2 separate regions of the Homo sapiens genome follow, and region 2 is linked to region 1. A link is an interaction called in ENCODE POLR2A ChIA-PET data of the cell type or tissue named here. Cell type or tissue: PC-9. All regions are shown on one strand.

The links. Peaks named below come from ENCODE experiments on the same cell type or tissue, not always from the same donor. Only the 100,000 strongest peaks of a DNase experiment are listed, where the experiment ranks them.
Region 2: POLR2A ChIA-PET joins it to region 1 with 5 read pairs; 2 of 35 experiments call an interaction of 5 or more read pairs at or near these places.

Annotation. Positions count from the first base shown.
Region 1 is chr10:72,287,777-72,295,776 of GRCh38, reverse strand. No RefSeq gene overlaps it. Among named protein-coding and RNA genes, the nearest start is that of DDIT4, 18 kb to the right of the region's middle. RefSeq lists a silencer at 3,150-3,199 and an enhancer at 3,400-3,539. In PC-9, no CTCF peak of the experiment used is centred here; DNase peaks (open chromatin) are centred at 3,386 and 4,526; H3K4me3 peaks cover 354 bases; H3K27ac peaks cover 3,208 bases.
Region 2 is chr10:72,746,468-72,754,467 of GRCh38, reverse strand. All of the region lies in intron 1 of MCU (mitochondrial calcium uniporter), which reads right to left. It overlaps LOC124902450 (a long non-coding RNA gene), which reads right to left and starts at 2,874. Exons shown (of 2, transcript XR_007062189.1): 1 at 1-2,874. In PC-9, no CTCF peak of the experiment used is centred here; DNase peaks (open chromatin) are centred at 7,307 and 7,617; H3K27ac peaks cover 1,228 bases.

The DNA of each region.
Region 1 (8,000 bases):
TTGTACTACAGGTGCCAGTCAGGGGGAAACGGATTGGAAAGTGAGGGTCTTGCCCTGGGAGAGTGCCCACCCCTTCCTCGCTGGTCCCATGTCAGTCGTCCCAAGTCAGTCCTCATCACATCCAGTGCCCATCCCCCTCCCCACCCCCTCACCCTGGCTCCTGTTGCTCCCTGGAGGGTCCTTGAAGCCCTTCTGGTTGCTGTAGCCCGGGCGACTGCCTGCCATGCCTCCGAAGGCCCTCCATGTTTAGCTGGAGTGATGCAGTATTGGGGGATCCAGTTGCCTCTCGTTTCTCCAGCAGAGGGGAGCTTCCTCAGGGACTGGCACTATGTTCTCCCTTCCTCTGTGTGTGGTCCCTCTCTGGGACCAGGCAGGATTTGTGCAGTGGGCAGCAGGCGTGATTTTGAGGGACCCTAGGAAGGACCTTACCTACCCCTGTATGCCTTACTTTTTAAAATCCCATAATTAGATGGGGTTTCACTCCTTTAATTCCTGTTACGATTCATATGCCTCTGAGAGAGAGTATAGTAGATCATTTCTTTTTTTTTTTGAGACAGAGTTTCACTCTTGTCGCCCAGGCCAGAATGAAGTGGCACAATCACGGCCCACTGCAACCTCCACCCCCTGGGTTCAAGCAGTTCTGCCTCAGCCTCCTGAATAGCTAGGATTACAGGCATGTGCCACCCCACCTGGCTAACTTTTGTATTTTAGTAGAGACAGAGTTTTGCCATGTTAGCCAGGCTGGTCTCGAACTCCTGACCTCAGGTGATCCACTTGCTTCGGCCTCCCAAAGTGCTAGGATTACAGGCATGAGTGGAGCATAGTAGATCTTATCATTCATTTACACTTTAGTGTGAAGTAGTTCACAGCATCCTTCCTGAGAGCAGGCACATATTAGGCACTTGATCATGGACATCATGCCTAATGTGTGCCCTGCTCTTATTGAAAAGCCTTTCATGCATTATCTCATTTAATCTTCACAACTCTGTGAGGTAGGAACTAGTATAATCCCTGTTTTACAGATGAGAAAACTGAGGTCCAGAGGAGTTAAGGACCTTGCCAAAGGTCTCCAAGCAGTGGAGCAGGGATGTGAACACAAGAAGTCTGGTTCCAGAGCCTGCACTGCCTATCCCTCCACTGAGATAATCCCTAACACTCTTTAGTTGACAAATGTATTCATATACATTTTTTGGGTCTCCCTACAATTCAGCGAGGTAGTTGCTATGGTCACTCCCATTTTATAGAGGAGAATATTTAAGTGGCTAAGTTCAGTCAATAGTGAGCAGCAGGTCCAGAGTTTAGACCAGTGCCCCATTTCAAATGGGCTCTTCTCCCTGGACCCCACACAGCACCTGGTAAGAGGAGAGCCTTGAGTCAGTTCCCTGGTGTCCTGGGGACAGAGGGAGAGTGTGGTGCGGATGGAAGCTGGGAGCTTCCAGAACAAACTCAACCCTTCCTTCATTCTTCCTCTTCTCCCTCCTGCCTTCTCTTCCTTCTTTCTACTCATTCATTCATCCACCTGACCACCTGGTAAGGGTCAAAGCTGTGGGTATGACCATAACAAGTGTCCCTCAAAGAGCTGACAGGCTAAAAACTGGCGGGGCAAGGTGGCTTATGCCTGTAATCCCAGCTCTTTGGGAGACTGAGGTGGGAGGATCACTTGAGCCCAGGAGATCAAGGCTGCAGTGATCCATGATTGCACTCTAGCCTGGGCTACAGAGTGAGACTGTCTCAAAACAAAAACTAACAACACATGCTGTTTGTTGAGTGTTAATGGTGAGTAAGGCTCTGTGCTGAGTGCTGAGCATGCCACACCCTCACAACCATCTTTTTTAGGTAGGAGACTGGGGCTTAGGAAGGACTGCCCCAGGCCGGGCGCGGTGGCTCAGGCCTGTACTCCCAGCACTTTGGGAGGCCAAGGCGGGCAGATCACCTGAGGTCAGGAGTTCGAGACCAGCCTGGCCAACATGGTGAAACCCCATCTCTACTAAAAATACAAAAATTAGCTGGGTGTGGTGGTGGGCGCCTGTAGTCCAAGCTACTTGGGAGGCTGAGGCAGGAGAATTGCTTGAACCGGGACCCGAGAGGCAGAGGTTGCAGTGAGCCAAGATCACGCCATTGCACTCCAGCCTGGGCTACAGAGCAAGACTACGTCTCAAAAAAAAAAAAAAAAAAAAAAAAAAAGGAAGGACTGCCCCAAGGCCAACTCCAGCCTGACTCCATAGTGGGAGCATCTCACCATCTCACCACTAGGCTGGACTGCCTCCCTCTTGGAGTATAGTGAGGGCCAAGTGGGTACTTATGGATAATGAACATACACACACACACACACACACACACACACACACACACCCCTCTGGCTCTTTGACTCCAGCTCCCAACACCAGAGGCAGCCATCTCTGCTGTCTTCTAGCACTTGCCTACCACCAGGAGCCAGGCCACCTCAAAGAGGAAGCAGAATGGGGAGGGCCACCTCACACAGCAGGGACAGGCCACACACTTCAGGACCTGTGGATGGTACCTCTCAGGGAGATTGAACGAGAGTGACTTAACCAGAGCTCCTAGAAGGGCTTGCAGGGTGTGGGGGAGGCCTTGACTGGTCTCCCTGGACAGACTTCTAAGCATGACTTCGTTGCGCCTCAGTTTCCTATTCTGTATTTGACCTGCTTACAAGCTGCATCTGAAGGATTAGCCATCGGAAACTTCCTAGAACTGGCTGGATGCTTCATCCGCCCTGCCTGCTGACCTGGTTCTTCCCTGTTCTTCATGGCGATGGTTTGCTACTTTACAGATGTGGAAACAGGGCTCAGAGGGGTGGGCCCAAGCCACCTAAGGAGTGTTAGAAATTTAATGTGAGAACCCACCCAGGTCTCAATTTTAATACCCCATCAAGTTTCTACTAAGCACTCACGTATGCCAGAGTCTGAGCTAAGCCCAGGAGATAGAGCAGTGAGCAGGGTAGGTTTTTCCCACCTCTGGGGCACCAATTCTAGGAGGGGTGCCAGACAAAGAAATGATGTAGGACAAAGTGACAAGAGTGAGAAGACTTGGCAGGGCAGAGGACAGTGGGCTGCTCAGGGCTGTGTCAGCTACCATACTTGGGAGGACCCAGCGGAGCAAAGGTTTGGGGACTGTGGAGTTGCTGTGGGGGAGGCTGGGGTCGCAGATCTCAGTATTTCTGTCTTAAGTGGGGTGCTGACTCAGAGGGAGAGAGTTGGAGCTACCTCAGCCTCAAAAATACCGAGACCAAGCCCACTTTCAGCCTCTGCCGCTGCTCTCAGGCCATACTCTGCTTACCTGGAATTTCAAACCCAACAATTTCCTTGTCTTGGGTGGTTTCCAGCCCCACCTGCTTTCCTGGAGCCTAGCTCATCCATCACTCCTGCCAGGCGTGTACTAGTGTCACTCTGAGTAACTCCAGGTACCCAGGGTGACCTCACCTGCTCCTGATTCAGTTTGAGTCATTCTCCCCATTTCTAGAAGATGGCTCTTGGCCATTCTTTTTTTTTCTTTTTTTAGACCGAGTCTTACTCTTGTTGCCCAGGCTGGAGTCCAAAGGCATGATCTCGGCTCACCGCAACCTCCGCCACTCGGGTTCAAGCGATTCTCCTGCCTCAGCCTCCTGAGTAGCTGGGATTACAGGCATGTGCCACCATTCCCGGCTAATTTTGTATTTTTAGCAGAGATGGGGTTTTTCCATGTTGGTCAGGCTGGTCTCAAACTCCCGACCTCAGGTGATCTGCCCACCTCGGCCTCCCAAAGTGCTGGGATTACAGGCGTGAGACACTGCGCCCAGCCAGCTCTTGGCCATTCTTACCTCGTGCTCCAGCACCTACGGCCTCTGGGAGCAGCAGGTCCCCCTCCCCAACCTGCTGATTAACCAAGTCTATGGCAGGGAAGGGTGGGGAAACAGAGGCAGGCCTGGGCCCACCTAAAAATGAGGCAGGATCCCCAGCAGGAGATGTGGGGGAGCCCTAGAAGGGAACCCTCAGCCATGGGAATTAACTCCCTCCCTCTTCAGCTCATCTCTGCTATCTCCTTTCCAATAATCACCAACATTCTCCAATCTACTTTCCTATTTTGAAATAATTTTTAAGTTTTTAATGTTTTTGTAGAGATGGGGTCTCGCTATATTGCCCAGGCTGGATTCAAACTCCTGGGCTCAAGTGATCCTCCTGCCTCAGTCTCCCAAATATTTATAGCTGGGATTATAGGTGCGGGCCATCACGCCAGGCTTACTTTCCTGTTTTTAACAGGAAAAGGACATTACGTGGGAAGAACAGCGATTGTTAATTGATCATTTGATTGATTGAGCTGGGCACTCTCTAGAAATTAGAGTCTTACAATATTTCATGATTTGTTTTCATTTTCCAGATGAGGAAACTGAGGCTCAGAGAGGATACTTGACTTATCCAAGGTCACACAGCAAGGAATTGGCTGAGCTGGGTTGGAACCCAGGTGTATCTGACTTCAGAGTTGTTTAACCAGGGCCATGTACTTAACCACCACACTCCCCAGCTGCCCACAGATGGGAGAGATAAGAGGAAGATCACTCCACCCACAGAGCTGGAGCCTGCTCAGATCCAGCCTCATGCACCACCCCCAGATCCCTTTGTAGTAGTATAGGAGGGGACAGGAGCTCTACCCAAGAGTTTGAGGGCCATCACTTCCTTAGTGGGAAGAGCCCACCACAGGGCACTCCCCTTGCGAGCGAGTGGGCCAGACCTGTGCAGCTTGGTAGGAGTCATGGCTGGGGATCCTGCCTCATTTGTAGGTGGGCCTAGGCCTGCCTGTCTGTTTCCCTAACCTTTCCTCCCATAGCTGGTCCCTAGTCCCCTACAGATTCCTCCCACCAGCCTCTTGGACTCCAGCCTCCCTCTCCCACCCATCCAACCCTCATGCCAGACGAGGCCGTGCAGCTAGGAGCTGTTCCTTCCAACATGGAGACCACTGCCATGTGTGGCTGTTGAGCCCTTGACATGTGCCTAATGCTGCTGAGGAGCTGCACTTTAAATTTTATTTAATTTGGCCGGGCGCAGTGGCTCAAGCCTGTAATCCCAGCACTTAGGGAGGCCGAGGCGGGCGGATCACGAGGTCAGGAGATCAAGACCATCCTGGTTAACACGGTGAAACCCTGTCTCTACTAAAAATACAAAAAAATTAGCCGGGCGTAGTGGCGGGCGCCTGTAGTCCCAGCTACTCGGGAGGCTGAGGCAGGAGAATGGCGTGAACCCAGGAGGCAGAGCTTGCAGTGAGCCGAGATCACGCCACTGCACTCCAGCCTGGGGGACAGAGTGAGACTCCGTCTCAAAAAAAATTTTTTTAAATTTAATTTTAATTAATGTACCTCTAAGTTTAAAAAGTGATACTCAGCCAGGCAAGGTGGCTCATGGCTCATGCCTGCAATCCTAGCACTTTGGGAGGCCAAGGCGGGCAGATCACGAGGTCAGGAGCTCAAGAGCAGCCTGGCCAACATGGTGAAACACTGTCTCTACTAAAAATACAAAAATTAGCTGGGCGTGGTGGCGGGTACCTGCAATCCCAGCTACTCAGGAGGCTGAGGCAGGAGAATCACTTGAACCCGGGAGGCGGAGGTTGCAGTGAGCCGAGATTGCACCGTTCCACTCCAGCCCAGGCGACAGAGCAAGACTCCCTCTCAAAAAAAAAAAAAAAAAAAAAGTGATACTCCATTCAGATATTGGAAAATGTTTAAGTATGTTTGGAACAACTTGTGTACATGAATCTAGTTTTTCAACTGCAAATTTTATGAAATCTAAATACAGATCATTTTTCTGATGAAAATTTAGCAAATGCTGCCGGGCGCGGTTGCTCATGCCTGTAATCCCAGCACTATGGGAGGCTCAGGCGGGGTATCACGAGGTCAGGAGATCAAGACCATCCTGGCTAACACGGTGAAACCCCGTCTCTACTAAAAATACACACACACACACACACACACACACACACACACACAAATTAGCCGGGCGGGGCGGTGGGCGCCTGTAGTCCCAGCTACTTGCGAGGCTGAGGCAGGAGAATGGCATGAACCCGGGAGGCGGAGCTTGCAGTGAGAGGAGATCGCGCCACTGCACTCCAGTCTGGGCAACAGAGCAAGACTCCATCTCAAAAAAAAAAAAAAAAAAAAAGAAAAGAAAAAAGAAAATTTAGCAATGCTGTAACTATAAACTAGGTACCAGATTTTGGAGACATAGTTAAAGAAAATGTAAAATACCTAATTCATATTTTTATATTGATTCATGTTTAATGATACCATTTTTATGTCAATGTTTGTTTGTTTGTTTGTTTGTTTGTTTTGAGACGGAGTTTCGCTCTTGTTGCCCAGGCTGGAGTGCAGTGGCGCGATCTCGGCTCACTGCAACCTCCGCCTCCCGGGTTCAAGCGATTCTCCTGCCTCAGCCTTCCTGAGTAGCTGGGATTACAGGCATGCAACACCACGCCTGGCTAATTTTGTATTTTTAGTAGAGACGGGATTTCTCCATGTTGGTCAGGCTGGTCTCAAACTCCGGACCTCAGATGATCCACCTGCTTTGGCCTCCCAAAGTGCTGGGATTACACGGGCATGAGCCACCAGGCCCGGCCTTTTATGTCAGATTAAATAAAATGTTATTAAAGTTAATGTCACCTGATTCTATATTTTAGTGAGGCTAATGGAAAATTTTAAATTACTTATGTGGCTCTTATTATATTTCTTTTTTTTTTTTTTGAGACAGAGTCTTGCTCTATCCCCCATGCTGGAGTGCAGTGGCGTGATCTCAGCTTACTGCAACCTCCACCTCCTGAGTTCAAGCGATTCTCATGCCTCAGCTTCCCGAGTAGCTGGGATTACAGGTGCCTGCTACCACGCCGAGCTAATTTTTGTATTTTTGGTAGAGATGGGGTTTCACCATGTTGGCCAGGCTGATCTTGAACTCCTGACTTCAGCGATCTGCCCGCCCTGGCCTCCCAAAGTTCTGGGATTACAGGCATGAGTCACCGCACCCAGCCCTGTATTATATTTCTATTGGACACTGCTAGCCCGGAGGTCAAATGTGGAGGTTCGCCGCGCACGGTGGTTCACGCCTGTAATCCCAGCACTTTGGGAAGCTGAGGTGGACAGATCACCTTAGGTCAGGAGTTCAAGACCAGCCTGGCCAATATGGTGAAACCCCATTTCTAATAAAAATACAAAAAAAATTAGCCGGATGTGGTGGTGTGCACCTGTAGTCCCAACTACTAGGGAGGCTGAGGCAGGAGAATTGCTTGAACCTGGGAGGTGGAGGTTGCAGTGAGCCAAGATCAGGCCACTGCACTCCAGCCTAGGCAGTAAAGTGAGACTCCGTCTTAAAAAAAAAAAAAAAACAGGCCGGGCGCGGTGGCTCACGCCTGTAATCCCAGCACTTTGGGAGGCCGAGGCGGGTGGATCATGAGGTCAGGAGATCGAGACCATCCTGGCTAACAAGGTGAAACCCCATCTCTACTAAAAATACAAAAAATTAGCCAGGCGCGGTGGCGGGCGCCTGTAGTCCCAGCTACTCGGGAGGCTGAGGCAGGACAATGGCGTGAACCCGGGAAGCGGAACTTGCAGTGAGCCGAGATTGCGCCACTGCAGTCCGCAGTCCGGCCTGGGCGACAGAGCGAGACTCCGTCTCAAAAAACAAACAAAAAAAACAAGTGGAGGTTCGAATCCTGTCTCTGTGTGTCCTTGAGCAACTTCACAAACCTCTCTTGGCCTCAGTTTCCTCACCTATAAAACAGGTGGCACCTTTCCCATACAGTTGCTCAGAGGAATGAATGAGATAATGTTTGTAAGGCACTTAGCACAGTGCCTGGCATATAGTAGGTGCTCAGAAAAAAAAAAAATATATATATATATATAGTTATTATAGACTTCCTTTCACCAAGACATTCCAAAGTACAGATCAGTGAATCTCAGCAATATTTACTGAGGCTGGATGCGGTGGCTCACACCTGCAATCCCAACACTTTGGGAAGCGAAGGTG
Region 2 (8,000 bases), 460 kb before region 1:
CCAGTGTCATCTGTAATTCAACCAACCTGCATGATACATAATAGAAGGAGGAAAATACTGATGATCAGAAAATCTGGCTGAAGTCTTAACTTTGCCATTAATTGGCAGCATGCTATTAAACAGAATATAAGCTCCGGACTCAAATAGACCTGGATTGAAATCTGGGCTTTAAGACCTTTGGGTAAGGGTGGCTCAGTTTGTGCACAGTACAAAGGCATCAAGGAAGCAAAATAAGGCTGAAATTCTGCCCATGTTCAGCTCACAGATGCTGAAATAAGTGGCATCTAAGCACAGGTCCCCAAGTTACTGCTTCGGGTGGTGTGCCAGGCCAGAGGAAGTTTGGCTTCCTCATTGGTTCACCACAGGGGGTAACTTTCCTAATTCAAACAGAAGTCTCTCATAGCTAGTGGTGGCTCTGCCTACTCTGCTACTTACCATATAACAATTGCTACTTGCAATATAATCTAGGGTAAGTTACTTAATCACTCTAAACCTCAGTTTCCTCATCTGGGAAATATGGCTGAAAACAGTACTTACTTCATAGTGTGGGTTTGTGTGTGTGTGTGTTTTGTTTTTTTGTTTTTTTTGGACAAAGTCTTCTTGCTCTGTCACCCAGGCTAGAGTGCAGTGGCGTGATCACAGATCACTGCAATCTCAATCTCCCAGGCTCCGGTAATCCTCCCACATCATCCTCCCAAGTAGCTGGGTCCAGAAGCGCATGCCACCACCACACCCAGCTAGTATTTTGTATTTTTTATAGAGACAGGATTTTGCCATGTTGCCCAGGTTGGTCTCAAACTTCTGGGCTCAAGCGATCTACCAGCCTCAGCCTCTCAAAGTTCTGGGACTACAGGCATAAGCCATTACGCCCGGCCCATTATGTGGTTTTCAGTATTAAATGAAATGATGCAAGTTAAGGTGCCAGGTACTTAATAGGTTCTCAATAAACTGTAACTATTAATATCATAATCTCTCTCAGCCTCAGATTCCTAATACACTAAAAATGAATACCACCTACTGCACAAGACATTTCTGGGAATGTTGAATGAAATTTGATAAATGAACAAGCAGTTTATAAACTATATTGTACAATGTAACAACGAGTAAATATAAAGGGTTCTTGGTAACTAGAACTTAATGTATTAATATGATGGAATGTCAAGTAATATTTTTGCTGCTGGTATTAACTCATTTAAAATTTTTACATCATATATTCTTATTTTGGGTGTTACTTATTTTAGGGAAGATAATCATGCTCACAGATCACTTTAAACTGTGAGAAAAAAATTATTTCATTAGCGATATATGTAAACAATACAAATCTAAGAGGTCTAAGGTTAACTGGTATCCTCCAAGAAAGAAAAATTCTTCACCCTATAATGTTTGAAGCAACTTTTTAAAAAGTCACCACAACCACTGAACTTTCTTGCTTTAAATTAGGGCCTCTCAATAGAAAAGATGGTGTTTTATATCCACATGTCATGCAGAAACCAGCAGACTGTTATGATGTTATGATGGCATAACTGCATCTTCTCTGAACTTGGAAATGGCATTCTTCAGAGACTGCCTGTTGATTCATTTCAACTTCAAAATGAATATTTGACCTTGCTTCTTTAAGAAGGGCTCCTTCCACCTTTACTGTAATGTTTGGGATATTTAAAGCTTCTATTACCATAAATTCCAAACTTACAGTCACACAGCAGCCATTGCTCTGCTATAAGAAACACACACCACAGGCCTACAAATGAGAGGATTTTAATAGGTCTCCAGTTCTGTAACTAAATGTTTCCTGTGACCCATGCAGCAGGCAAAACCCAAAACAAAACTAACACCAGATCCCATATTGTCCTTCATATCTCTTTGTCTTCCAAATGTGCCCTCAGTTTTGTTGTTGCTTTGTTGCTATTCATGTTTATTACTGCCACCAAAAAGCTAGCCACACATTTATCAATACAGTACTAAGAAAAGAATGTTTTCAACGTCATTAATGCCTATATGTTCTTAGCATTTAGACATAAAGCACATTCTATATTTACTGTGGATTATTTTGCCCATTCAAAAAAACATTTGGAGGGTGGGCGTGGTGCCTCATGCCTGTAATCCCAGCACACTGGGAGGCCGAGGCAGGCAGATCACTTGAGGCCAGGAGTTCAAGACCAGCCTGACCAACATGGTGAAACCCTGTCTCTAGTATTAAAAAAAAAAAAAAAAATCTGGACCTGTCACTTATGTCCTCAGCAGACTGATCTTCTCTGAGATAATGCGTGAAAAGTATTATCTCCTAAGGGTTGACTTCAAATAGACAAATGAATTAAAGATATAAATGTGCGGCCGGGCATGGTGGCTCACACCTGTAATCCCAGCACTTTGGGAGGCCTAGGGGGGTGGATCACGAAGTCAGGAGATCGAGACCATCCTGGCTAACATGGTGAAACCCCGTCTCTATTAAAAATACAAAAAATTGGCTCAGCGTGGTGGCGGGTGCCTGTAGTCCTAGCTACTCGGGATGCTGAGGCAGTAGAATCACTTTAACCCAGGAGGTGGAGGCTGCAGTGAGCCGAGATGGCACCACTGCACTCCAGCCTGGGCGACAGAGCCAGACTCTGTCTCAGGAAAAAAAAAAAAGAAAGTCTGTCACATGTACCCAAGCAGGCCTGCACAAGAATGTTCACAGTGGCATCTGAATGAATGACACTGAGGGATTAATAACAATGTCTCAAAGGAATGACACTGAGGGATTAATAACAATGTCTCAAAGGAAGCCAGACCCTCGGGAACCTGTGCAACAACAACATCATTAAGAAGAGAAAGAGGTGGAGTGCAGCGGCTCACACCCGTAATCCCAGCACTTTGGGAGGCCAAGGTGGGCGGATCACTTGAGGCCAGGAGTTTGAGACCAGCCTGGCCAACATGGTGAAACCCCGTCTCTACCAAAAAATACAAAAATTAGCCAGGCATTGTGGTGCATGCCTGTAGTCCCAGCTACTCAGGAGGCTGAGGCACGAAAATCACTTGAACCCAGGAGGCAGAGGTTGCAGTGAGTCAAGATCATGCCACTGCATTCTAGCCCGGGGAAACAGAATGAGACTCTGTCTCAAAAAAAAAAAAAAAAAAAAAAAAAAAAAAGAAGAAGAAGAAGATGTTAGAGAAAAAAAAACCATTTGAGGCTGGGTGCGGTGGCTCATACCTATAATCCCAGGACTTTAGGAGTCCGAGGCAGGTGGATCACTTGAGGTCAGGAGTTCGAGGCCAGCCTGGCCAACATGGTGAAACCCCATCTCTACCAAAAATATAAAAAAATTAGCCAGGTATGGTGGCGTGTGCCTGTAATCCCAGCTACTCGGGAGGCTGAGGCAGGAAAAACGCTTGAACCCAGGAGATGGAGATTGCAGTGAGCCGAGATCATGCCACTGCATTCCAGCCTGGGCAACAGAGCAAAACTCTGTCTCCAAAAAAATAAAATAAAAAATAAAAATGAATTAAAATATCAAACTATTGAAACATGCAATAACATGGATGAACCTCAAAGGCATTGTGCTGAGTGAAATAAGCTAATCTAAGCTAAATAAGCAACATAAATGTTATAAACTATTTGATTTCATTTATATGACAATCTGCAAAAGGCAAAAGTATAGAAACAGAACAAATGAAAGGTTGTCAGGGGGGTTAGGGATGAGAGGAAGAACTGAATTCAAATGGGCAGCACAAGAGAAATTTAGGGGCAATGAAACTGTTCTGCATTCTGATTGTGAAGGTGGTTACACAAATCTATGTAAATTCATAGACACGTACATCAAAAAAAGGTCAATTTTATTAAATATAGACTTCAAAGTCTGAAAAAAATCAGTATCTCCTCCAAATGATGCATATCTGTGTCGTCACATACCTACTTCTTGAAAATGTAAAAGCCTACTGGATCATGCAGTTAGACACCCATCCACATAAATGCTAGGATATCTCCCTCAAAGATGGTTAACAAGAAGCCTAAATAAGCGTACTGAACAACGCTCTTAAAAATCAAATTTGTAATCAATGCCTTGCAACAAAGTTTTCTCAGAGCTCAGTTTTGTACCTATTTTATTATCTTAATCTAGAATTTAAAAATAATAATATTACACAATTAAAAGGAAACATCCTTCAGTCACATTGGTATTCATGCACGTAAAACCTTCTTGCAGATATGGGAGAAACTGTTCGTCTGTTAAATTAAAATTATTTACCTTTTCCCTCTTAATCTCTCCAGTTCAGTGTTCCCTGAATAAAAAGTGTTCTAAGCTCTGAGATGAAGGAGACCTCACTCACAGATCAGGAACTTTACACTGATGAATTCTGTGACTTCACTTCCTACAGCCTACCAGGATTCTCCAAAAAGAAGGTAGCAAAGGCTGGGCACAGTGGCTCACACCTGTAATCCCAGCACTTCGGGAGGCCAAGTCAAAGCAGGCGGATCACCTGAAGTCAGGAGTTCAAGACCAGCCCAGTCAACATGGTGAAACCCTGCCTCTACTGAAAAAAAAAAAAAAAAGTACAAAAATTAGCTGGACATGGTAGCACACGCCTGTAGTCCCAGCTACTTGGGAGGCTGAGGCAGGAGAATCACTTGAACCTGGGAGGCGGAGGCTGCAGTGAGCTGAGATCACGCCACTGCACTCCAGCCTGGGCAACAGAGCAAGACTCCGTCTCATTTAAAAAAAAGAAGGTAGCAAAGCTACAACAGCACCCTTTAACTAGGGTGACCATATGTCCCAATTTGCCTGGGATAGTCCAGCTTAACACCTGCTCCTGTAACATATTTATTGTCAGCACTCTCTTTCACTCAAAAGGCACTGCAATTTAGAGGTGACTTATATGGCCATCCTAACCCCCTTTAAGAACCTAACTTTTAATCCTTATCTATCACCAAGACATAGAAAGCAGTCCTTACAAACACAAGTCCCTATAATAGGCCAAAAAAGGCAGAACATTTAATTTGATCAACCTAATGTGTTGTATTTATTTTGTAATTATAAGCTAATAAAATTATATTCTTTGCATTATATAATTGCATATAAATAGCTTCACACTCTAGTAAATACCTTATACCTTAGAAGAAAAGCTCCTATCAGTCAGGTTGGAGAAAAATAAATCACTCATTTAAAATCTCTGCCCATGTCACCATTCTCAAGTTGGTTTTTGATTTTAGAGGCAAGGTTTTTCACTCAGTCGTCCAGGATGAAGTGCCGTGGCATGATTACGGCTCACTGTAGCCTTGTCCTCCAGGGCTCAAGCAATCCTCCCACCTCAGTCTCCCAAGTAGCTGAGACCACATACATGTGCCACCATGACTGGCAAAAAAAAAACAACATTTTTTTTTTCAATTATTGGGAGAGATGAGATTTCACCATGTTGCTGTTGCCCAGACTGGTCTTGAACTCCTGGGCTCAAACAATCCTCCCACCTTGGCCTCCCAAAGTGTTCGGATTATAGGCGTGAGCCATCATAATCCAACATTCTCAAGTTTTACAGCTATTTGATAGTGTGGAATAGTGAGTGCTTTTCATCCCAATTTAGGATGCTGTGTGGCAAATTCTAGAGAAGCTAAATGACTCTAACATCTTAATCCTCAGATGGAAAGTTTACCTGTTTCCTTAAAGTAATACCACTGTCAAGGAAAGAACAGGTTTCAAATTATAATTATTTTCTTGAGACTGTAACAAACATGGATCAGGATGTCCTTCCCTTAGAGTTTATCTTTTTTTTTTTAAACAATGAAGTATTTCTTCAGAGAATGAATTAACCAGACTCCTTATATCTCCTTTTTAAAATTTATTATTTGTAGAGACAGGGTCTTGCTATGTTGCCTAGGCTGGTCTCAAACTCCTGGGTTCAAATGATTCTCCCCTCTAGGCTTCTCAAACCACCAGGATTACAGGCATGAGCCACCTCGCCCAGCCATTATATCTCCTTGACATTCACTTTGGATAGTTCACTAGACAGGAAAAAAGTTATTACTTATCACTCCTTGTTAATCGATCTGATGGGGAAAAGATAACAAAATGCAGAACTACACTGTTCAATATGACAGTTACACGCTCTACTGAGCACTTAAAATGTGTCTAATCTAACGATAATTAAGACGGTTGGCCGGTGCGGTGGCACACGCCTGTAATCCCAGCACTTCGGGAGGCCAAGGCGGGCGGATCACCTGAAGTCAGGAGTTCAAGAACAGACTGGCCAACCTGGTGAAACCGCATCTCTACTAAAAATACAAAAATTAGCTGGGCGTGGTGGCGGGCACCTGTAGTCCCAGCTACTCAGGTGGCTGAGGCAGGAGAATCACTTGAACCCGGGAGGCAGAGGTTGCAGTGAGCTGAGATCGTGCCATTGCACTCCAGCCTGGGCGACAGAGCAAGACTCCGTCTCAAAAAAAAAAAAAGATGGTTGTCGTAAGACTCTTGAAGATTAAGTATGAAAAAAAGGATGTAACTCATTAATTTTTATATTGAATAGTGAAATATTTTTATATTATGTTAAATAAAATATATTATTCAAATTAATTTTACTTGTTTCTTTCCACTTTTTAAAATACGGCTACTAAAATATTTTAAATTAAATATTTGGCCATATTACACTTCCATGGTTTGGTTTGGTTTTGTTTTTTTCTGAGACAGGATCTCGTTCTGTCAAGCCAGTGGCATGATCATGGCTCACTGCAGCTGCGACCTCCCAGGCTCAAGTGATCCTCCCACTCTGCCTCCAGAATAGCTGGGACCACAGGCGTACGTCACCACATCTAGCTTTTTTATTTTTTTCCTTTCTTTTTTTGGTAGAGACGAGGTCTCCCTGTGTTACCCTGACTGGGCTCAAGGGCTCAAGCGATCCTCCTGCCTCAGCTTCCCAAAGTGTTGGGATTACAGGCATAAGCCACCGTGCCTGACCTATTTCTATGTTTTTATGTGTTTCCAAAATAATTTTTGTATTACCAATAGCAGGCATAACAGGCACTGCAGCGAAGTGCAAAAGCAACAAAATTATCTGTAACAAGAACAGTCCTTATTACCTCATCATAACAAGCACTATACATTCTTTAACATATTTTTTAAAACAACGAAAAGAAAAGAAAACCAACAAAAACTCAGAGTTTTTAAAAATGCACTACTCCTTACTTTTCTGGTTCAGAATATATTCTTAATCCTCCAAGAATGCATTAAGTATCTATAACATTCGTATAGACATTGTGTGATCCCTGAAATATCTGCAAACAACACAACAGTGGATTCTGGAAGACCATAATGCCAGCTTGGGAAACCCATGGCAACAGAGAAGGAGTGCAATGGGGAATGAGGAAGCAAAACACAGGCACTAAACATGGACTAAAAGCAGCAAGTGGAAGCAACCAGAGTTAAAAATCAGCACCTCTGCCCTGCACATAGTCCCTAACTTTTTCGTTATATTTTTAGTTTATATTTTTAGCTGGTTTTGGTCACATTTCCAGAGTTAGGCTGAAAAGGCCCAGACAGTTTCATTGTTAGGTTCAGAATTACATTTATATTTCCAAATTTCAAAGAGACTAAATTCATGCCTAGCAACCTACCACTAAGTGTTTACCAAACTTCTAGATAGAGATCATAAATTAGTCACCTCCCCAATTCAGTACATAATAACTACATGTCTTGATATCTCAGAGTCGGCAGGGATTAGAAGTCCAAATAAGTTATTTTTTTTCTGAACCCTGGGTTACCTTCCATGGAAGCAATTATAAGAAATTTGGCATTAAGTTTACATTTCAGATGGCTGCTAAACATTACAATTATGCAATTAGCACAGAATCCCCAAACACATAAGGGCTAGTGTAATCTCTGTTTGGAGACAACTTCAGACATTTCAAACACTGAAGTCTTATTACATACCCTAGAACCAGAAGAAGGCCTGAAAATAACAGACTTGGGCTTGCTGCTTAGGATACTGTTCTAATAGATACAATTCAAACATTCAACTTAATCAGAGCATTTAAGTCAGAT